3 separate regions of the Mus musculus genome follow, and all the other regions are linked to region 2. Evidence: chromatin loops called from intact Hi-C (ENCODE). Cell type or tissue: heart. All regions are shown on one strand.

Region 1 (8,000 bases), 130 kb before region 2:
ATATAGTAATAGCCCAGTGTCTTTCAGAGGTCTGGCATTACACTTTATCATGCATATCAATTTTTCTGCAGCCCTGTAAGGCAGATGGTGGTGCTGATGAAAATACTGAGTTAGAGAAGTTAAAGAATTGACATTAGGCCATGAAGCTTGCACCCTAACTTAAACATTTGTCTTTCTCATTATACTGTCTGAGCTAAGGTTTGAGTAGCTTCCAGGTAGAGAGCAAGGATTTTTCTAATGCTGGAAAGAGAGAAGTGTAAAGGGATAGTGACTCAGCCTGTTTGTACTGAGAAGCACAGGCGCTGGCTTTAGTGTATTGAGTCACCTTTTGTTTTGTTTTCAGATGGACACGTACACTTATTTAAAAGAAATGAGTGTAGCTTTAAGTATCGCCCTCCGTTTTGTTTTCAGAGAATGTGCCCACTTTTTTCTGTTGTTTTCAAGGGGACACATATGCTCTTATTTAAAAGAAGTGAGTGTAACTAAATATATTGAGTCTCTTTTCTTTTTGTTTACAGGTAGATGTGGATCCTCTTACTTAAAAGAAATGAGTGTAGCTAGTGCTGTATTAAGAGTTGAAACCTGGCTTTTGGCAACATGGCATGTTAAGGTACCTCCAATGTGGCTGGAAGCTTGTGTTAACTGGATCCAAGAAGAAAATAATAATGCTACTTTGAGTCAGGCACAAATAAATAAACAAGTGTTGGAGCAATGGCTTCTTACTGACCTGAGAGACTTGGAACATCCTCTCTTACCTGATGACATTTTAGAACTGCCAAAGGGAGAACTGAATGGGTTTTATGCTCTACAGATCAATTCTTTGGTTGATGTGAGTCAGCCTGCTTATTCACAGATACAGAAGCTGAGAGGAAAGAATACAACCAATGATCTCGTCTCAGCTGAAACGCAGAGTACTCCAAAACCATGGGAAGTGAGGCCTTCTCGGATGCTGATGCTACAGCTCACTGATGGTGTCACACACATTCAGGGAATGGAGTATCAGTCTATCCCAGCTCTCCATAGTGGTCTTCCTCCAGGTACAAAAATTTTAGTTCGTGGATGCATTTTGTTCCGTCTTGGTGTTCTCTTACTGAAACCAGAAAATGTGAAGGTGCTAGGGGGTGAGGTAGATGGTCTTTCAGAAGAAAATGCCCAAGAAAAAGTACTTGCAAGATTAATTGGGGAACTTGATCCTACAGTTCCAGTCATTCCAAATAATTCCATTCACAACGTGCCCAAAGTTTCAGGGGGCTTAGATGCTGTTTTGGGGCCCTCGGATGAAGAACTCTTGGCAAGTCTTGATGAAAGTGAAGAGTCTGCAGCAAATAATGACGTGGCTATGGAAAGAAGCTGTTTCAGCACAGGCACTTCCTCAAATACTACTCCGACAAATCCGTCTGGTTTTGAGCCAGGATGTAACATTTCTTCAAGGCCAAAGGAGAAACCACCAAACCAGCCCACGCATTTCACTGATGGAGAATTTGATGACTTTTCACTGGAAGAGGCCTTGCTTTTGGAAGAGACTGTCCAGAAAGAACAGATGGAAACAAAAGCATCGCAGCCACTAACTTTGAAGGAAAACACTGGTAAATGTATGGAGATTTTTTCACATAAACCTAGTAGTCTGAACCACACAGCTTTGATTCATAAACAAGGAAACAGCAATTTTGATGAAAAAACATCTGAACAAATGATTCATGAAGACAAATTTTTTGATTGTGCATCTACTAGAAACCATCATAAGAGATTCTCAGCTCATGATTTTACAAATGACAGTAAGATTTCAGAAGTAGATGATGCAGCACAACAGACCCTCAGCAGTTCAAATGTACATTGCTTACGTAATAAAATATTAAACAGAAAGCTGGACCTATCAGAAAAGAGTTCACAAATTTCTAAAGAAAATGGCCACCCTTTCCAGGCTTGTTCTTCAAGATCATTTGAGAATAATACTTATCTATCTATTGGCATGGACTTACATTCTCCACCCTTTATCTATTTGTCTGTTCTAATGGCCAGAAAGCCAAAGGAAGTTACTACTGTGACAGTCAAAGCGTTTATTGTCACTTTAACTGGAAATCTCTCAAGTTCTGGTGGCTTTTGGGGTGTAACTGCAAAAGTTTCTGATGGTACTGCATATCTAGATGTAGATTTTATAGACGAAATACTTACCAGTATGATAGGGTATTCAGTACCAGAAATGAAACAATTAAGAAAGGACCCTCTTAAATATAAAACATTCCTAGAAGGGTTACAGAAATGTCAGCGAGATCTGATCGATTTGTGTTGCCTGATGACTATTTCATACGATCCTTCTTCATGTAAAGGGGTGGTGCTGGAATTGCAAGATGTTGGTATGGAACACGTGGAGAACCTAAAGAAACGGTTGAATAAATAATTTGCCAGAATGCTATTGGAGCACACTTTAAAACAGGCAAATATTTGGAATCAAATTTGTGTATTCTCAGTTTTGGAATTCTGTAAGAAAAAGCTTCAGAGCTTAAAGCTGGGGCAGCTCCGCGGTTGACAGACACAGTGTCTGCCAAGTGTGGTAACTGGAGTTTAACCATCTGGTCTCTCGAGGCAAAAGGCGAGACCCTGCTTCCAGAATCCGTTGGTAGTCCTCTACACAGGTGGCAGAGGACACACACACACACACACGTACTAAATAAATGACATTTAAAAATAAAGATATTTAATCAAAATATGTGAAAGAATGTTTATATTTTGGTGATACTGGCCCAGAGTCTTGTAATGCTAGCAAGTTTCTACCATAGTTACATCTCTAGATCCTTGGGATGTTTGTTTGTTTTGTTTATTTTTTTGTTTTCCCTCCCTGGAAACTGGATCTCATACACAGGCTGTCCTCAAACTCTCTTGTATAGCTGAGAGTGACCTCGAGTTTCTGGTCTCTTGCCTTCACCACCCAAGTGCTAGATTTAGGGTTGTACATTTTTACCTGTGCGTGCTAGGCAAATGCTCTACCAACTGAGCCATATCCCCAGTCCTTGTTGAAGGGTTTAGCTGACCCACTCTGGCTGAGAAACTTGTTTTCCACTTGTCATTGGATAAACCTAAAATTGATAAAGAATAGTGATGGACTGACAGCAGTTTGTTGGGTAAAGGTGCTTGCTGCTGAGCCTGACAACCTGATGCTATTCCTGGTACCACATGCTGGAAAGCGAAAACTCTCCCACAAGATGGCCTCTGATTTCCACCTGCATGCCAAAACGTGTGTGCTCCCTCCCATACATAAAGGTACACACAATGAAATAAAATTTAATAAAGAGTTGATGTTCCCCAGTGAGATATTACTGAAAGTTAGGAATTGAAAATTAGTAATTTTACCTCTAATAAGTTGAATATTAAAAAAAATTGTACTGTGATTTAGATATCTTCCATTTACTGTGTGTATAGGTCAGAGGGCAGCCTGGGACACTTGGCTTTCTCCTGCTGTGTGGATTCATGGGGTAAAATCCTCAGGCTCTGCACGCACCTTGTACCTGCTGAGCTGTGAGGATGGCTCTGGCTTTTGAGATAGTATCCTGATACGTTTCCAGGATCCTGCGAATTGGCTTTGCATATGAGTTATTTGTGTTATTGTTTTAAAGAGACTAGACTATTTCCTTTTGCTGTACTAGATTATGTTTGGGAGATGTACTTTTAAAATTGTAAAAGTGTGTGTGTGTGTAGAGATTGATGAATGGAATGAACCTCTGAACCTGTAAGCCATCCCCAATTAAATGTCCTTAGAAGAGTTGCCGTGGTCATGGTGTCTCTCCTCAGCAATGGAAACCCTGAGACAGTCGGTACCAGGGACTGGGGTGTTGCTGTGCTGGGCCTGGCCATGTTTTGTTTGGAGAGCATGGACTTTGGAAAGCAGTGCCATGTTTCAAGTGCTGCTTATTGGGCAATCCTAATAAAAGCATGGAAGACAGCGGGCTAAGGGTGATTTGAGCTATGGGCCCCTGGCTCCAGAGGCTTCAGAGGAGAAGAATTTTAGTATATTGCCTAGAGATCTTTCTTGTGTTATTTTAGTAAAGAATGTGGCTGCCTTTTGCCCTCGTCAAAAAAGAAGCAAAAGAAAGAAAAAAGCCAATCTGCCTGAAGGTAAATGGAGTTTTGAATTAATTGCTTTTGTAGAGATTTAAAACTGCCTAGTGTGGACTGTGTCCTGTGGTTGTTAGTGCCATGCTTATAAAGATCTGTAGTGAAAAGGGACACGGGGAGGAATGAGGATAACTACTGAGTTCAAGGAAATGAACAGATTAAAGAAAAGTCGGAAATTAAATGGAAATAAAGGGAGTAGTGGCTCAGAGGAAGACCCCACCCTGTTAGACTTCTGAATTGTAAAAAGGAGTTAACAGTTTAGGTTCAGGTGTGGTGGTCCAAGTTTTTAATTCCAACACGGCAGAGGCAGGAGAATCTTGAGTTCAAGTTCAGCCTGGTCTACAGATCAAGTTCCAGGGCAGCCAAGTTTAGATAGTGAAGGAAAACAGAAGGCTAGTGGAAATGTAATTGAATGAGGGGGCCATCTTTCAGCCCCAGCAAGCAGTAGAACTTGGTAGTTTTGGTCACGTGGTTCTGGTTTTCGGGTCAAGGAGAGAAGAAAAGGGTTATAGAATCTCCCTCCAAGACTAAGGAAAGTTGTGAAGACCAGTTTGTGTCAGGGGTGTCCTTGCATGAAGGTTCAGAGAGGTCATTGTGAGGCTGTGAAGGTGAAACTTGCATTGTCTTGGAGACCCTGAGATGTTGGAGATGCCAAAACCATGAGATACCTGCTGAGGAGAGCTGCTAACAGGGAGTAGAAGCAGCCCATGAGAGAAAAGTGTGTTACAGTCAACCAAGTCAACAAAGCAGAGAGGAGTTGGAGATGTAAAGAGTGTTCTGACATGAGACATGGCGATGTAGAGTCTGGGGTTTGTCCTGATGGCTTTTGGTCTTGATTCAACGCAGCATCTCCTCACTGTGCTATCTCCTCTGATTTTGAAATGTAATGTGTATCCTGTGTCATCATATGTTGGAAGCATGTCATCTGCTTTTTGATTTTGATGTCACAGGGAACTAGAGTTAAGAGATTTCATGAATGAGACTCGGCCTTTCGACTTTTAAACATTGTTGAGACTGTGATAGACTATGGGGACTTTTGAAGTCAAACAAAATGCATTTTATGTTATGGCTACAAGCCTATGGAGGCCACGAAGTAGAATGTGGTTTGAATAAGTATGGTTCCCCATAGACTCGTGTGTTTGAATGCTTAGCCCACAGGGAGTGGCACTATTAGGAGGTGTGGCCTTGTTGGAAGAAGTATGTCACTGTAGGGGTGGACTCTGAGGTCTCCTATGCTCAAGCTATGCCCAGTGTGGCACACAGTCTCCTTTTACTGTCTTGCAATCAAGATGTAGAACTCTCAGCTCCTCTTGCACCATGTCTGCCTGCCTGGATGCTGCCATGCTTTCCACCATGATGATAATGGACTGAAGCTCTGAACTATGTCGGCCCCAATGAAGTGGTTTCCTTTTTAAGAGCTGCCATGGTCATGGTATCTCTTTCCAGCACTAAAACCCCAAGAGACCTCTACACACACAAAATTTTAAACCTTTTATTTTTAGTTTTGTTGTTGGTGTTTGGAGGTGAGCATTGAGACAGGGTTTCTCTGTGTTGTCCTGGAACTCACTATGTAAACCAAGCTGGCCTCAAAGTCAGAGATACTCTTGCCTCTGCCTCCTGAATGCTGGGATTAAAGGCGCGTACCACCGCCACCTGGGGGAAATAAAATTGTTTGGCTTTTGGCAAATTAAAAAAAAATTTTTTTTTTAGGTATATGAGTGCTCTATCTGCATGTATACCTGCATGCCAGAAGAGGAGATCAGATTCCAGTATAGATGGTTGTGAGCCTCACTGTGGTTGCTGGGAATTGAACTCAGGACCTCTGGAAGAGCAGACAGTGCTCTTAATTGCTAAGCAATCTTTCTAGTTTTCTAGCCCTACTTGGCAATTCCAATGTCTACTTAGCAACACCTAACTTCCTCTCACTTGGAATCTCAGAACACTTTGCTGCCTACTCAAATCTCCATCTGGCTTTTGCGTGTTTTATTATAGTTCTAGTGTCATTCATATATATACACTAAGTACACAAATACAACCTGCTCAACAATCTAAGAAAAAGTCATGAATACAAAAGAGATCAGAGCTGAGCGTGGTGGCACACGCCTTTAATCCCAGTACTTGGGAGGCAGAGGCCAGCCTGGTCTACAGAGTGAGTTCCAGGACCGCCAGGGCTATATAGAGAAACCCTGTCTTGAAAAACCAAACCAAACCAAGCCAAAACAAAACAAAAGAGATCAGGGTGTTGGGGGAATCACGGGAGGATTTGGAAGGAGGAAAGAGAGGAGAGAAAGATGTAATTATATTAATCTCAAAACAAAAGCATATTTTTAAAAACTATAGCTTTCAGGTGGTGGTGATGCACACCTTTTATCCCAGCACTTGGGAAGCAGAGGCAGGTGGATCTCTGTGAGTTCAAAGTCAGCCTGGTCATGTAGACCAGAGTGAGTTTCAGGACCGCCAGGGCTACAGAGAGAGACCCTGTCTGGAAAAACCAAACCAACAACTATACAGCTTGCTTACTGTGGCTAGAAAGATGGTTCAGCAGTTATTACAAGTTCCTACTGCTCTTGTGGAAGACCTGAGTTGGGTTTTCAGCACCCACATCTGGTGGCTCATAACTGTCTCTAATTCACATCCTTTAAGCCTTGTGCTTTAAACTTGCCCGCAGCTTCCTTGTGTCTTAGGCTCATTGTCAGAGTTGGGCCTTCCTCTGTATTCACATCCACTTAAAGGAACACTCTGCCAATGTTTGTCTATCCAGATCACTAGGACTTTCTCTACTAGGACTTTATACCATCCCTGTTTCTTCTTTCTTTTTCAAGATGAGGTCTCACTACCTAGCCCAGACTGGCCTTGAACTCCCAGTAGCTCAACTTCCCTAAAGCTACAAGTCTGGGCCATGCCCTCCTGGTAGTTTGTTTTCTCTTCTTTCTTTCTTTCTTTCTTTCTTTCTTTCTTTCTTTTTTTTTTTTTTTTTTTGTCTTTTTTTTTAAGAGAGGGTTTCTCTGTGTAGCCTTGGCTGTCCTAGAACTCACTCTGTGGACCAGGCTGGCCTCGAACTCAGAAATTCACCTGCCTCTGCCTCCCAAATGCTGAGATTAAAGGCATGCGCCACCAGGCCCAGCTGTTTTATTTTCATTCCTGTATTCACTGCAGTCGCACCTTTAATTTTGTTCAAGAACTTTTTTTTTTTTTTTTTTTTTTCAGATTTACCACTTGGCTAAATATTTGGCTCAGAAGGTCCAGCTTTGGGCTGGCTCACTAAGTTGTAATCATTCATATATTTGTAATTCGTTTTGTGGAGGGTTTTTTGTTTGTTTTCCTGGAGAGATGTCTTTGAAGCCTAGCCTACAACAGTCTTCCTGCTTCAGCTTGCAGAAAGTCGGGATTACAGGTGTGATGCCTGGCACCTAGCTTTGGTTTTTAGTAAGAAAGTCTTTCTTTCCTTTGAACCCTTTAGAGGCCATGGTGGGTTATTAATGGACCATATTTGAATAGTGTGTTACAAGTAGAAGAGAAATCACAGAGAGAGAGAAGCAGAAAATAGCTGGTCAGCGGGTAGATGAGATACACAGCGCTCATTTGATATCTTTCGGGGCCTGGTTTGTGATGTCCCTAAAGTAACTACAGTAGCAATGTCAAAGATCGCTGGTGGCAGAGATCACCTGATACATACAATAATAAGAACATCTCTGTGTTGGGAGAGTTACCAAAACATACCGGAGACAGGGTGAGCACTGTTTTCAGAAGAATGATGCCAATCTTTTGCTTGATTCAGGACTGCCACAAACCTTCCATCTATAAACAATGAGTTATCTGCAAGGCGCAAAATGTGCTCGGTCTGCACCAGGATGGTACGTGGACCTCTTCCATCCTTTTCGTGAAGCTAC
Region 2 (8,000 bases):
TGTTTCCCATGTGGGGCCTGGGAGGCTTCTTGATTCTCCTCTTTACCTGGTAGGGACAGGGGAAAGCTTTCAGAGGGCAGACAGCATTATGTTTTCTCTGTGCCTTTTTCATTCTGAAGAAGCGAACAATCTAATGTGAACTGTCATGGCTGACAAGATCACTGGATCATACTCTGGTGGCCCGATGGTGTGAATACTCAAAAGGGTCTCATTTGATGTCTCAGTGTCACCTGCAGGGAGTCCTTGTCACAGAGTCCTATGCCACCAGAGTGAGGAAAGATTGAATAGATGGACGGGAAGATGAGACCAAAGCGCTTGGTTGCGGTTTGGTTGGGCTGGCAATTTCCACCTTGCAACTGCAGCTCACACAGGTACTTAGATCAGGCTCCTCCAGGGAGGATCAAGTACATTCCAGTTTCTGAAGGATTTGCATGTGTAAGCCCGGCATTATCACTGTGGCTTGTGAGTATTAAAAGAGAAGGCAGAATCCTGGATCATCTCCCGTGAGGAGCTTTGCAGGATAGAGACTACAAAAGACTACATGATACCCAGGGCTGACTTTCCTAGCTCCGACTTCAGGTTTTATCTCACAGATACGGAATGCAGAGGCCCCTGGATGCTGTGCTGTTCTGACTGACCATGAGACGAGGCACGTCCCTGCGCATTGCCCTGCCTTTGGCTGTTGGGCTCATACTTACCGGTCTGCTTTGTGTTACTTACTTATGCTGTAGATTTTGAATCAGGATACTGGCCTAAACATTCAGAGTCTGGAGAATAATTTGTCAATTTGAAGTTATTTTCTATCCCTATAGAGCAGCCTGCCACCCCTCCTAGTTCAGCAGGCAATTTTAGCCTGACTAATGGGAACGACTAACTGTTCAGCGTCTCCTGATGTAGTCGTGATATGAAGCATAATACAATTTTTCCTGATGTACTCTAGTGAATACATATTATAATTTAATCCTTCAGGTATACTTTCCAGTGTGCAGATAATATGATAATGAGAGAATAAGCTTGATGGCAGAGCCTAGGGAGGCAAGGAGGCAAATAAAAGCCAAGGGCGGGCCTTCAGCTGGACTACTGGCATAGTCTCCTTTAAGGGCTACTGTTGTATGATAAAGGATCGCAGGTTGTATTTATATATTTGTGTATACTCACAAATGCATTTAGATGCATATATACACACATATATGTAGTGTATGCACATGCATAACATAATTATGTGTGCACCCATGTGTGTATCAATAATAATCAGAGGGAAGAAGAGGCTATTGCTTTGAGAATTGGGGCGGGGTGTCATGGAATGAGCTGAAGAGAGGAGACTTGAAAGGGGCCAAAGGGAGGAAATGGAAGTGATGTAATTATATTTTAATGACCATGTATAAAAATAAGGTGATAAATAGGAATGCTGTAGATGGAAGGCAACAGCTTTAAAGAGCACATTGTCCTGGACTGAACGCTGAGTTAGCTAAACTCGAAACTGAGGACAATGAGGAAGATGTGCAAGGTCTCAGCAGAAAATGAGCAGACATGAGAAGAGACGTCATCCCAGACACGGCTGTATGGCTGTGTGTAACCTAGTCATGTAGATAAATATGTACCGAGTAAGAGTGTGGAACCTTCCATGCAGGGATGTCATAGGGAACAAGACATCTTAATTTTTCTGTCTTACCAAAGGTCATTTTTCTTTTCTTTTTCTAAAGATGTATTTATTTATTTTATGTATATGAGTACACTGTAGCTGTCTTCAGACACACCAGAAAAAAAAGGCATTGGATCCCATTACGGATAGTTGTGAGTCACCATATGGTTGCTGGGATTTGAACTCAGGACTTCTGGAAGAGCAGCCAGTGCTCTTAACCACTGAACCATACAGAGGCCATCAGTGGGCAGCAGTGATGAAGGGAAGCCGTGACGCTAGCTCAGACCTGTGCTCACGCACACAGAGGACTGTGAACACGTCTGAGTGCACACCTCAGGAGGAGCCCCATGGAGACCCTGACCCATCAGCCGCACAGCCTCACTTCTTTCAATCTGAGTCCAGACGAGAGGAGTTTGGTGAGTGTTGTAATGGAACTGAATGGGCACCGGACTTCCTCCTGAGGCTGAAAAGGAGGGAGGGAGGCCAAGGATTCTCTGTTCAGGACATGCTGAACGCTCTGGGGAAGAGCTGAACTCGGGATCTTGATAGTGCTGCTGCTATCTGGTAAATCCCTTGGGCTAAGATTATGGAGTAAAGGATAAACAGACTACACATTTTTCCCTGGACACACCCAAACAGCAAATGAAATTTACACCTTGGCATAACTGCCAGAGAGTCCTGTGTTCTAGCCAGTGACTGCTGTACATGGATACATGTTTTTGTTTTTGTTTTGTGGTTTTTCAAGACAGGGTTTCTCTGTGTAGCCCTGGTGTCCTGAAACTCACTCTGTAGATCAGGCTGGCCTCAAACTCAGAAATCCACCTGCCTCTGCCTCCCGAGTGCTGGGATTAAAGGCATATGCCACCACTGCCCGGCACATATATACATGTACACACATGCACACACACATGCAGGAGTGCATGTGCCCACATACACACACACACATATGAGTGAACACACATGCATACAAACACACGCAGACATACACACATGAGTGCACACACATGCACACACATGACTCTGCAGGGAGGCACTTCTACTTGTCTCTTGTATGGTTGGTTGGCATCACATCCTCTGGTATTCAATACTGTTTATATTGACAATTTATCATGGTGATATTATGGCGACCTTTGTGTTGCCACTACATCAAGATGTTAAATGTATTAGTTTGCACCTCACAGGGTTTTTGTACGTCTGGTAAAGTCATTGGATTTGATCTGAGAAAAGTGGCTTTTTCTTCGGATAAATTTAGACAAGATCTGGGAAACCAAGGAGAAACCCGTCTGTATATGTAAAGGGTTAAGAGCAAGAGGTGGTGAGGTTTGGTGTCTGTCAATAATGAAAACATTGATTAAAAAAAACATTTCTTCTGGCTGACTCTGTAAAGAGTGAGTCTTTTCTACCAGATGGTGTGGTCTGATGTTTAAACCACATGGCATCGACTCAGTGACTCACTTTTATGCCCAGTACAATAATATGTCCCAGTGACAGACATATTCAGAAAAACGTAACACTAGATAATTCCACTGCTGTGCATCACATAGAGAACTCACACAGACCCCAGAGTGTCCTCTTGTCACAGTCGATCAGACATGGAGGGGCTGGCTACTGCCAACTGGGACACAGCTCCCTTTATTGCTTTTTAAAAACTGATCTGGGGCTGGAGAGATGGCTCAGTGGTTAAGAGCACTGACTACTCTTCCAGAGGTCTTGAGTTCAAATCCCAGCAACCACTTGGTGGCTCACAACCATCTGTAATGAGATCTGATACCTTCTTCTGGTGTGTCTGAAGACAGTTACAGTGAATTTATATATAATAAAATACATCTTTAAGAAAAGAAAATAAAAACTGTATGCGGTAGGAATGCAAACTGCGAAGATCCCCAGAGAAACCTCTCTCTTTGCACAGTGGCTTCCCCGGGGCTGCTCATTTAGAGGCCATGGGCTTGCTCCGTCGGGTAAGAGCTGTCTTACTTTATAGTCACGTGTTGGAGAGGAGCCCTCAGGGTGTCCAGAGTCTCTCATTACCCAGGTGAGGGCTGTGATCTGAGGCCCTTTTCTGCAGGGCTTAAAGCTGGATCACTTGGGGGCTTTTTTCTATGGTTTGAGTGTTTCTTCTGCTGAAGCCACAGCGCTCCTTGGACAGGGTGTCTGTCACACAGCCTCTCACAGAGGCAACAAACTGTCACGTAGCACAAGCTGCCACTGACATTTTTCCTTCCCCAACCCTGGTTTTCTGGCCTTTAGGGTAAAGAATTGTGACATGTTAAATAGACCACTGAAGTTCCCAAGAGACAAAAAAAAAAAAACAAAAAAAACTGAGCATCCATTCTGAACTAATTTGCTGAGTCATTTTAGGCACATTTATCTGCTCCGCTGTAACAGTTTCTTCTTTGGGGTGGGGGCTGCGGGGGTGGGGCTGGGGCGGGGACGACAACGACAGATAAGGCTACTATCTAACTATAGAGTAACTCACGGCTCTATAAGACTGTAGAAAGCTAAGAAGTTGTTTAAATTCCCTCATGTTTAAGTATTTGCCGTTGCGGAGAAAGAAATGGGGAAGGCAGCTCTGGGGCGAGGAGACTGGTAGGAACCAGAACGCATTTGGAGATATTTCCCCTCTTTATGAGGAAACATACATAATAAGAGAGTTCTGGGGATCTCAGAGAGTGGCTTGAAGCTTTCAGAGTTTCAGGATCCCTTCCTACACTGGAAAACTGGATTCATGCGGTTAGTCACTGGTGTTGGAATGAGACCATAGTCGAATGTGAAGGTTGGTAGTTGGGTTCCACTGTCTCGCATCTGAGCCAGGCAATTAGACAAAAGAATGGTGTTTACAGGATTTGGGGCATCAACTTGATTTGGGGCCCGATATTGGTTGGGGTGTTATTAATTTGTTATTTTGGGGGTCAGATGTCAGTCAGGCCTAAGACCAGGATAAAGGCGGTGCTCCCTGTGAAGTTATATGGCATGGCCCTCCCTGGGGTCAGTCTGCCCTCTTGTGGCCAGCTGTGGGCCTTGCCGCTGAGCACCATCTGTGCAGGCTCCTTGTTTCCGGTGGCCCTGGAGCTGGATGTGCCTGCTTTTTCCTTTCTACAGCTTAAACCTGACCTTTGTGAACGTCACCAAAGGTCTGTCAGCCATGAATCATGTTTTACCATGGTTCTCGGCGTCTGCCTGTGCCAGATCATTAGGCTTGGAAGCATTAAGTAACTTGCAATGAGGCTACTTAGTGGAACTGGGGTGCGAACCCTGGCCAGCGGACTCCTAGTGACCTTTCTACCCTTAGTACATGAAATGAAGAAGGAACACTTCCACCAAGCTCACAGGGCGCACCATCAGACTCAATATAATGATATAAGAGCAATTTCATAATGAGAGTATTTGCCCTCCCTCACCTAACTATAAATAAAATCACTATTTCAAAAATTACAGATTGCCCCCCCCCCCCGTCTGTCCTTCCTCGGCCCACAAAGCTGCTGACTTAGCAGATGGCTGGGGGATAACATTTCGACAAACACTGGGCTAGCAGTGCTAGCTAACTGCCCTAGGTCTAATATTTCAAAGTGCAGTTAGCTTGAGGACCGTATAGAAGCAGGTATTTGAAAAGATGGAGTTTTCTCTAAAGACTTGATTTTCCAGGCTGCGGAGTTGATCAGCGCCCTCTTTCTCTCCTCACCAATCTTTGTAAGGCCCTGGGACTGGATGCACACAACTAAGCATGAAGTTAAAGCGGGGTGATTCGATGAGGTGCTTTTAGCCTCTAAGTAGCTCTGGCCTCATGACATGCCCGGAACCAATGGGCATGGAGAGAACTTCCCTTCTCACCATAGCAACTGGTGCAAGCTAGTCTCCCTCTCTCTGTTTCCAGGCAGGGACTCTATACAGAGTCTATCTGTATCCTAGCAACGGGAGGATGCTACAGTTGGCTTTGGTTCCCAAATGCCCTGGAAACAAGGCTTTTCCTTCCAATCCCCCAACCCCTTTCCTTCTGTTGGTTCTCAGGTGCGGGAGCCCTTGAAGTCCTTAAAGAAGCAAGGTGGGAGGGGTTAGCCATGTTGGAGGCAGGTGTGAGGAAGTTCAGCCAGCAGGAAATGGGAAGTTTGAGCCTGGGGGAAGGGAGTGAACTGTATTCACAGAGGCAGCTTGGGAACTACTAAGTCAGGGGTGAACTGCAAGTTCTTTACTCTGTGGAATATCAGGATTTAACCCTACCTTGTCTGTGATTATAGAAGATGAAGAGTCATTGCTGCTGATCCCTGAAGTTTACTGGACAGACACATCTGTGAACCTAGTGTTCTGAATTCACTTAATCTTTAAGGCTAATTCTGTAAGGTAGAGAAATGACAGACAGACAGACAGACAGATGGGAGATAGTGAGATAGACTGACTGATAGATAAGCATCAGATGCTAATTAGGTCAGTAAAATAAAACTGAAAAGCCCACAAACTCTAACAAGTGGAACTTAATTATGTGCTAGAAGTGGCCTGTCTATCTAATGGAGGTGCGGATGAAGATTAGAGCTGAATGTTCTGGAAGATGAACTACAGATGGCTCATACACACACACAAAGACAGGGATGTATAACCTCACTTAACTAGAGAAGTTTAAATTAAAGCCACACCGCAGCACTTTTTCCTTTGTGTTAGTAAAATCTTGGCACTCGACTGAATCTTCATGGAGAGCATTGTCCTTTTGAAACAGCAAGTGACTGTGTCCTACGTTTCAGTAGCTCCATTTCCACAACGTCCCCAAAAGGTGTACTCACATGTGTGAAGTTGACAGCAGGGTGTGTGAAGGGTGCAGGAGGGTCCTCTAGACATCTATAGACAGGAGTCTGCTTGTGTGTTCCTTAGACAGGAGAGTGTGGGGAGTCAGATATTACAGAGCCCAGGGGCTGAGACAATGTCATCCCTGAGCCCAGATATCCAAAAAGGCAGAGAAGAGGCAAGCATGAGGCTGTGGATGTCATGAATCTCAGGAGTCACCTGACCAGGGGTACAGCTGGGGGTAACCAGGGGAACAAGCTGAGGATCTTGGATGATTAACTACCTTGTTGTTCTCTGTGTCAGATGAGGTGGTGAGGCCATTGCCCTAGAGTATCAGCTGGTCACCTCCTCACACGACGACGAGCTCACTACAGAAAGCACGACCTGGAGATTCAGTTTCTGTCTCCAGTCTTCACACTTGCACTGGGCCTCAGCGTGAGCTCTGCTGATCCACTGACAGGGTGACGTGTGCAGAGGCCGTTGGCTGCTGCTCCGTTTTGTGTTCATTTTGTGGAAATAAACCAAATAGACGAGTTATAAACAAATCATTAAAAAAGACAGATGCTGTGTTCAAAATCATGAAAAAGGTCTTTTTCACTACTGAAAGATAATGAAAGTTATCGTTAATTAGCAAAGAGCCCAGGATGTATCATTGAAGGATCCAGCAGGGTTGGAAGTTGCTGCCCTGCAGGACCAGCGGATCACCCTGCGTATGCGGTAAGCTGCAGGGCAGGGGTAGGACATAATGTTCTATATCTACTACGTGATGATGAAATTGCTAGCCCTCTCAAGGACCTGACTGCACACCACCCACCCTGTGGCTGCCATCACAGTGGTGAGGTCTGTGTGAACTAGGATCTTTCCCGCTGAGGGTGAGGAGTGGGGCCACTCAGACCAGAGGAAGATGCTAGAAAAGCCAGCGGTGACAGCTCTGAGCTCCGTGCTCACCTCCCAGCACAAGGCCTCCCTCGCCAACAGGGTGGATGCTGTGATGACGCTTAGCTGAGCTGCTAAAGCTTAACATGGTTTGCATCAAGAAGGTGCAGCCCTAGGGGTGGAGCCCTAGGGGAGTCTTAGCTGGTGGCTGGCGTCCTGGTCAGGAACACTTTCTCTTCTGCTAAGTTTGAGACGCGGCCCAAGGAGTCTAAGAACGCCAAGATTGCCCTCTTAAATGTTGAGCTGGAGCTGAAAGCAGAGAAAGATAATGCTGAAATCAGAGTCCACACAGTGGAGGATTACCAGGCAGTTGCTGAGCATCGCAGAACATTCTCTACGATGAAGTTAGAGCCAACGTCATCTTCTCTAGACTCCCTACTGGGGATGTGGCCACCCAGCGCTTTGCTGATGAGGACGTGTTCTGAACTGGCTTACAAAGTTGTTATGAAAACAGCCGAGCTTCTCCTCCAGCGCAGTTGTAGGAGCACAGCTCAAGGGCTTTAGGAAGTCCCCTCAGAGCCTGGTCCTCACAGACCCACTGGGGCTCGGTTTCTGTGAGGTAGCACCTGGCTGTTGTGTCTGGGTGGCATCTACACTACACACTGAGCAGGAATGTTTGCATAAACCCGTAACACAAGGCAAGTGGCCTTCT
Region 3 (8,000 bases), 530 kb before region 2:
TCCCAAGACGTGGGCTTCAGGCAGGCCAGCTAGGCTTCTTAGCTAACGCCAGGGCAGTAGAACCTGTCCTCCCTCAGGGGAATAAGGCTCATTATTAGACGGCTAGACACAATTACCTTGGAAAGAGAATTCTAACTCTGCAAGCCTTCTATTCTACGACCTTGGGCAAAGTGATCCACCTCAGGCCAGACTGACTTTCAAACTCTGGTCAGAGGAATCAGCAGTGGTGGACTAAGGTGAGAGGAGGAGTGGGTGGGTGGCGGCTAGCCTGGGCCATGGAGAAATTGTCTCAAACAAACACAAAACGGGGCAGTGAAGATGACACGCCTTCCATGTTGAGCAAGGAGTCCCTGGGAAAGTCTGGTCTGTGTACATGTGTGCGTGTGTGCGCGAGTGTGTGTGTGTGTGTGTGTGTGTGTGTGTGTGTGTGTGTGTGGACATGTAGTAGCCAGGTTACTTACAACTGGAGGAGAAGAGACAGGATGAGGGGAAACAGGCACGGTTCAGTGGTTGGTCTTTAGTCTCAGCCTGTAACCCACACACACTCCACCCCACCCCCATGCTCTCCTGTGCCCCAAGGCTCTCACATACGTACCAGCGCCACTGCGTCGGGTGCTCATGTCTGCCACGTATATCCACTCGTTGGTGGCTGGGTTGTACTGCTCCACGGTGCTCAGGCACTGCCTGGAAGCACCATCGTAACCCCCGACGGCATACAGCTTCCCTGGAATAGACCAAGTGACTGAGATTGGTGTTGGTGGCACTGACACAGAACCGGAGGAGCTTGGCTGGTGCTCCATTTTTAACCCACAGAGGTACCTCTGTCTCAATCATCCAGAAGGACCCAGCTTGCTCTCCACACACAGGGCACATCTCCCCCACCCCACCTCCACCCCGCCACATACCCGCCTGCTCTGAAGCCCTGAGATGCTTAGAAGCAATGTTGAAGCTTCCTAAAAGAGGCCCAGGTACCCAGCACAGAGCACCCACTTGGCATCAATGGGGTTCGATATAGGCTTGCTTGAGGAGCTAGGTTAAAGCACACCAGCAACGGGAGCTACAAGGCTCTCCACCATGACCACACATCAGGCTTTCTGGACATAGGCTCATACTGACAAGTGAAGAGGATACAGAAGAATATTCTTCCAGCCCCACCCACGCCATAAGGGAAGCGCTCTGTGTGCACCCAGGGCTGAGGCAGCTGGGATTTTTCTGCCGGCCAACTTTGTTCTCTGAGCTGTATACAAGAACCCTGAAGTATTATCAAGTATCCCTCAATAAAAATAAGGCTGACCTCCCGTGGGAGAGCCATTTCCATCTGGGGCTGGGAGCTAGGCGCTAGGTGCAGTAAAGAGAGGGGAATCATTATCTGACCTGTGAGGACAGGGATTCAAATATATGGGGTTTAACATTTAGTCTTAGATACAATAGGAGAGTTCCTATCTGCGGGGACAGGGAAAGAAGCCCTACTTCACCTATGGATATCAGATCTACAGGATATCATGACACCAGCCACAGACCATATTGACACTAGCTGCAGGCTAAATAAGTACAGGGTTTGAATTACTTAATCAAGAATTTTGGGTGAGCCATTAAATGAGTCCCTAACGTGGAGGGTGCAACCAGGATGTGAAAATTCACATTCTCGGGCCCAAAACAGCGCTATACCATCAAGGCTACCAATCCAGAAATCCTATATCATTGAGCTGTGTTTTTCTCCAAGTCTTTTCAGCTGACCTTTCTGAAAAAGGACTCATGCACAGCTCCTCACTCACAAGGTCCAAGCTGACAAACAAAATCCCCCGGGGCCACCTCTCCGTGTGTGCCAGCTCAGGTGGTCCCATCTCTGTGATTCTCTGCTCTGTTGGGCATTTCTGTCTACACTCCAACCCACACCTCACCTTGTCCTTATGAGGGATTCTTCTAAGCTGCAAGTAGCTAATTACCCTGTAATTCTTAAGGGTCATTCAGACTGCATAGCCTCGGTAGTGTGAGGATGTGCCTGGAGAATGGGCTGTGTGGAAAGCTGAGTCCTTAACCACTATGAAGCACAGTCCACTCCAGTGCACCCTGCACATTCTTAGAAACACTTTCTGCCGTCATGAGGCAGCACACAGCCCATAGAGCGTCAGGTGCAGGGTGGGCAAGAGAAACAAACTCCCAGCTTCCCTCTACACCTGCAGGGCAAGCCATTTGCCTGCCCTTCTGTAAGCAGACACACTGACACTGCCCGTGTCACGGGCAAGATTTCCAATCTCTACCATTGAGACACCTCCGCTAACCCTATCAGCCATTCGAATCTTGTATCAGCTGAAGCAAGCAGGCTCTTCCTGAATGTGCATGCTGTTTTTAGCTGCTGGTCTGTTGGCTGCTCCTGGCTGAGGAACGAGAAGGGAAACGAAAAGGGAAACAAGAAGCCAGCTAGACAACGCTCTTGGATGTGGCTGACAAATGAACTTGTATCTCTCCAAGAGGATACAACTTATCCTGATAGGGGGACAGAATCCTGGCCTCTGTGTCAGGACTGAACTCAGAAACTTCTACCTATCAGCAATTGAGACCTGACTCTGGCTCCAGATTAGGAGTCATAAGACCTTGAGGACTTCTCTGCTATTTACTATCATAAGACAAGGACTCGGTTTCCCACTGAGAAAAATCGGAGTCCTGCCTGTGTTCTTCCAGATGGCTTGAAAGAATGAGTAAAAGAAAAAAGATGTTTTACGAACTTCAGGGAACGCCCTCCTGCCTTAGCCACAACCCCATACTTAGCCTATCTGGGGACATGTCAGACCTGAGAAAAAGAAGCCCGCATTTCTCACATCCCTGCTAGCATGCAACACATAATAATTATGCAAGCATAATTTGTACCCCTCCCTGCTACAGTGTACCCCAGTTTGTATGTTGATTCTGAGCTTCCAACATCCTTCCCATCCCCCACTGTTAGCAGAGATACAAGGGACAGGCTGTCACTTTCCCCCAAGTGTCCTCTTTCTCCCCCAACCTGCTGACCCCCTTCGTAGCCTTGGCTCAGGAGTTTCCCCACCCAGTCTCAGCCCTCCTAGTCTGTTTACTAGAGACAATGAACTTAACTCTGGTCAGTGACCTTAAGAGTGGAGCCCACAGTAGAGGGGGCATCAAGCACAATACTGGACTCAGGACAAGACCCACGGGCTAGGGTAGGAGCAGCCACCACCCTCTGCTACCTCCTTACCCTCCACAACACCCACTCCCACGCTGCTCCGCCGTGTGTTCATAGGGGCCACGAAGAACCACTCATTGGTCTTGTAGCTGTAGGCTTCTACGGATGCCAGGCCTGGGGAGAAGAGAATGGTGGGATTTCTACAGCCATGGGCCTCGCTATGACGTGTGAGGAATGCTGAGACCAGGAAGAGATGAGGGCAGGTCTACAGACTCCATATCTAGCTTGGTACACCTCTGCCTAGTGTGTGGCCATGGTAACTCCTCAATCTGCACAAGGTGACCACTGACTACCAATGGTTCTGTGACATACAAGGGAGCTGGTAAGAAAGCTAGGGGTATGCCCTAACTGTACTATAGATACGAGCCATTAAACTTACAGAATGGGACATTTGATCCCAAATAAACGCCCCATGATGCCCCTACTGGGCACCAGTCCCAACCCCCTTCCCGTGTCTTCCTCTATTTTACAAGCTAGATGGCTAAAAATGTACCTCCCAAGATCCCATGCAGGTAGGTGACCCTGAGCCCTAGGCAGAATTCTGACGAAGATTTCTGGGGTTCCCTTGGCATTTCTGATGCAGGGGTGACCTCTTTCCGCTTCTTGCTACTAGAGACACAAGCACCCTGGCTGGAGTCAAAGCAAACTATATTGTGATCATGGGAGAAGCCCTGAGGATCTTAAGGTACTCTGCCCCAGTATCTGTGTGCAGTCAGACCAATTGGGAACAGTGACCCCTGAATTCCATGCTTCGTCTCTGGAGTAATACAGCAGTCAGCCAGGCTTTCCCCTCTGCCGAAGAAGTTCCACTGCAATAACCATCTATGCCCTTCTTAGCTTATGCTCACTGAGGAGCTGTCAGAGAGACGTTCAATAAAGAAAAACAAAACAAACAACACTGCATTTATCTCCCTCAGAGACAGAGACTACTGCTGTAGATGGAGTCACTGTCTTCGATAAACTGCCTGGCTCAGTATCCTGTCTGGTGACGTAAGCACAGATGTCCTCTCTCCAAACTCACACCCACTAACACTTCAAATTGAAATGTTTACAATTGTTTCTTATGTGTGTGAGTGTTTGGCCTGCATGTATGTCTGTGCACTCCATGAGTGCAGTGTCTGTGGAGGCCAGAAGAGGTCATCGGATACCCTGCAACTGGAGTTACAGATGCTTGTAAGCTGCCACACGGATGCTTAGAAATGAATCTGGGTGGCACATGCCTGTAATCCCAGCACTTGGGAGGCAGAGGCAGGCGGATTTCTGAGTCCCAGGCCAGCCTGGTCTACAGAGCAAGTTCCAGGACAACCAGGGCTATACAGAGAAACCCTGTCTCGGAAAGCAGAAGGAAAGAGAGAGAGAGAGAGAGAGAGAGAGAGAGAGAGAGAGGAAGGGAGGGAGGGAAAGAAGGAAGGAAGGAAGGAAGGAAGGAAGGAAGGAAGGAAGGAAGGAAGGAAGGAAGGAACCTGGGACCTGCGGAAGAGCAACCGATGCGTGCATTCGTTCTCTCTCTCTCTCTCTCTCTCTCTCTCTCTCTCTCCAGGTCCCAGGTTGAAAATTTTGAAGTGAGATAAAATGCGGGGGTGAGGGGCCCCTGAGCAGTGATATAGCCTGCAGGGCTCTATGGGACAATAGAAAAATTGATGGCCAATCGGGGTGCAGTGCCTGCTCTGAGCCAAGCACCTTAGGCCCCAATCTTAAGGTCCCTCAGCTGCTCTGTAAAATGTTCAGACTAGAATCCTGAGGCAGATCCCATCAGGGCAAACCCCTTCCTCTACATGATGCTCTGAGGAAACAGGCTAAGTGTGGGGAGATAAGGAAGGGACCCTTCTGCGTGCGGGGGCCTCCTCAGGATGTATTGTGTCACAGAGTAGCTATGGCTACAGAAGTCTTGTTTCCACCGACAGAACTGCGTAACTGAGGAGGAAAGCACTTAGGAGTCTGGTTCCTGAGTGCCCTGGAGATCCACATTTACACTGGAGGCTTGTTCTCGAGTAGTGGCGCTGGGAACTGGCGGGACCTTTGGGAGAGGATCCTTAGCACTGGAGGTGACCTTTAAGATCTCAGTCTCTCCCCTTCCTCCTGCTTCCTGGCTAATGAAGAGAGCAGTTTCACGTGGCCACACTGCACCATGATGAAAGATCTCACCACAGGTCCACACGGGCTATGGACTGAAACCTGCACAGTGGTGAGCCACGGGATACCTTTTCTGTGTGAGCATCTTGTGTCGGGGAAGGAGAGCTCACTAGATCTGACAGGTTCATTCCCGGGGCATCGCTACAAGGCACAGAGACGAGCCCAAGAGCTGACCGAGCAAAGCAAGGTTGCCCAGAGAATAAGGAATGGCAACGTGGTCCTGGACCTACCGGTACTGCCGTCGAAGCCTCCGACTGCGTAGAGAAGGTCATTGAGCACGGCCGCACCCAGGGTGCTCCGGCGCTCCTGCATGCTGGCAATGGACGTCCACTGGTCCTTCACTCCATCGTACACATCCACTGTCCGGACCCGCAGAGAGCCGTTAAAGCCACCCACGGCATACACGTGGCCTGCCATGAACACCACACCTGTGATGCAGGAACACAGGGCATGAGAGTCGGGGATGGGGATGACTGCCCAACCTGATGGGTGACAAGGTAGGCTTATGACAGCCTCCTGGGGAGGCTACCACCAGCTCGAGACACCTGAGAGTGATTACGGGACTCAGCTCTCCCGTATTTGTCTAATATCACCTGACTTGTGCAAAGTCCAGAATCAGCTTAAACTCATAAGCACATAAGAACTGACTTCAAAGCAAGTAGCCCCACAGTGCAGGTAGGAAGGGGGTCTGCAGTGATAAGGAGCAAGGCTTCATGGCTGTCACGGCCATCATGAGGCAGACATCAGCTGAGGAAGAGCTGCTGGGAACCCAGGTGAGTCAGGGCTGGCCAGGGCCGCTTACCTGCTCTGCATCTTCTGGAGGGAAGCTCGGCTATCTGGTCCCAGCGGCCCTCCTCGAAGTCATAGCACTCCACGCTGCGGATCGCCTTGGGTGCCTGGCCACCAACCACAATCATGACCTCAGGAAAGACAAGTGCATGGTAACTAACACGCACGGGAACGGATAGCCAACCCGTGGCCCTTCCATGGGCTGCCTGCTAGCTTGTGGTGCTAAAGACAGGAAAAGGAAGCCTGTGACGGTTTATATAGGCTCGCCCCAGGGAATGGCACTATTAGGAGGTGTGGCCTTGTTGGAGTAGGTGTGTCACTGTGAGCATGGGCTTTAAGACCCTCACCCTAGCTGCCTGGAAGCCAGTATTCTGCTAGCAGCCTTCAGATGAAGATGTAGAACACTCAGCTCCTCCTGAACCATGCCTGCCTGGATGCTGCCATGTTCCTGCCTTGATGATAATGGACTGAACCTCTGAACCTGTAAACCAGCTCCAATTAAATGTTGTCCTTTATAAGAGTTGCTTTGGTCATGGTGTCTGTTCACGGCAGTAAAACCCTAACTAAGACAAAGCCCTAGTCACTGGTGGCGGGGGGGGGGGGGGGGGGAGGTGTGCATATTCAAGGAAAGCCTGCATGTCAACATGTCAAGTACAGAACAAGTATAGGCACACGTCTTCCGAATACCCTCACTTGGGATCCCGTGATACTAAAAGCATCTTCTGTCAGCTCAGTACCCACAAGATGGGGGGGGGGGGGCACAATTTTTATACTGAGGCAAACAAACCTATGTGAGGTGGAAAGCACAGATTTTTGGATACATTTTTAGAATAATATGATGGCACATAAGTATTTCTAAGTATCAGGACTGCAGAGGGCACCTATCATCATCTATGGTAAAGAAAAAATAATTTCTAAACACTCTGGTGGTTTTGGTGGCTATTTGAGTTACTTAACTGACAGTGTTCTGGGAAAAAAATGGTACATAAAGTGTGTGTGTGCGTGTGTGTGTGTGTGTGTATGTGTGTGTGTGTGTGTGTGTGTGTGTGTGTGTGTGTGTGTGTGTGTTTCTCTCCTACAAGTAAGACTGTGGCTGACACAGCCAGGCATGCGAGGTGGGTTGTCATTCACTTGTCACTGTGACTGACAGACGAGGAGTATAAGGACCAGAAACCACAAGTAAACGGCCAGAGGTTACTCAGCAAAGCGAGGCAGCGCAGACAGGGAACCCAAGCCCCCTGACATAGACTGTGAGGCTGCCCGGCTCTCTTCCTGTTCTAGACAGGAACTGCAACAATAGCGCCCCTGCAGGGTAGGCTTCATCAGGGAGTCATGTCACCGACTAGATGGGTTGTGACCAGGACACATCAAATTGAACAGCACAGGGAATACACGGTCTGAGTGTTATTTTGTGAAATAGCTGTCCTGGTTAAACACACTTATATGTATATTTTGGAGAGCAGTCAGTTCGTGTGTATTTCTTGCCACTGGGCGTGGCCAAATCAGAGCAAAGCCATTTTTCTGGCTGTGTTAATGAACAGTCTTACTTACTTGTGGCATCTGTGCCCTCAGAACTATCCTATATGCTATTGATAAAAAAAAAAAAAAAAAGAACCAAGGTTCCAAAGAAAACAACAGTCTGCATATTTAGATAAACTTGGGCAAACTCTCACTGCCCCTGTTGGTATCCCTTCCTGGCATTCCAACACCCTTCTTAAGAGGCAGTGTGAAGTGTGAAGGTCCTGGTTAGCCAGCGTAAGCCACGGGGTTGAGCATCATCCAAAGCCTGCCTTATCCACCCCGCAGTCCTTAAACTTCAGGGTTGCAAAAACACAAACCACTGGGCCCCACCTCAAGTTTCCTTCGATTCAGCAGCTCG

Evidence for each region. A loop is a pair of places that touch in the nucleus more often than their neighbours do. Peaks named below come from ENCODE experiments on the same cell type or tissue, not always from the same donor. Only the 100,000 strongest peaks of a DNase experiment are listed, where the experiment ranks them.
Region 1: it touches region 2 in a loop (2.3-fold over the local background); 12 of 42 quality-filtered maps call a loop at or near these places.
Region 3: it touches region 2 in a loop (4-fold over the local background); 3 of 42 quality-filtered maps call a loop at or near these places.

Annotation. Positions count from the first base shown.
Region 1 is chr13:58,407,392-58,415,391 of GRCm38, forward strand. Rmi1 (RecQ mediated genome instability 1) reads left to right here. Exons shown (of 3, transcript NM_028904.3): 3 at 519-3,758. The coding sequence starts at 548. The coding sequence ends at 2,398. Among named protein-coding and RNA genes, the nearest start is that of Rmi1, 8.8 kb to the left of the region's middle. In heart, a CTCF peak has its summit at 3,200; no DNase peak of the experiment used is centred here.
Region 2 is chr13:58,538,724-58,546,723 of GRCm38, forward strand. Gm38494 (a long non-coding RNA gene) reads right to left here and starts at 7,754. Exons shown (of 3, transcript XR_382518.4): 1 at 7,361-7,754; 2 at 6,696-6,899; 3 at 6,248-6,494. It also overlaps the pseudogene Gm3131. In heart, a CTCF peak has its summit at 4,644 (motif pointing left); a DNase peak (open chromatin) is centred at 4,618; H3K27ac peaks cover 1,384 bases; H3K27me3 peaks cover 1,745 bases.
Region 3 is chr13:58,013,235-58,021,234 of GRCm38, forward strand. Klhl3 (kelch-like 3) reads right to left here. Exons shown (of 15, transcript NM_001362415.2): 9 at 6,135-6,252; 10 at 5,563-5,760; 11 at 3,212-3,313; 12 at 596-724. Among named protein-coding and RNA genes, the nearest start is that of Mir874, 6.0 kb to the right of the region's middle. In heart, a CTCF peak has its summit at 4,326 (motif pointing right); no DNase peak of the experiment used is centred here.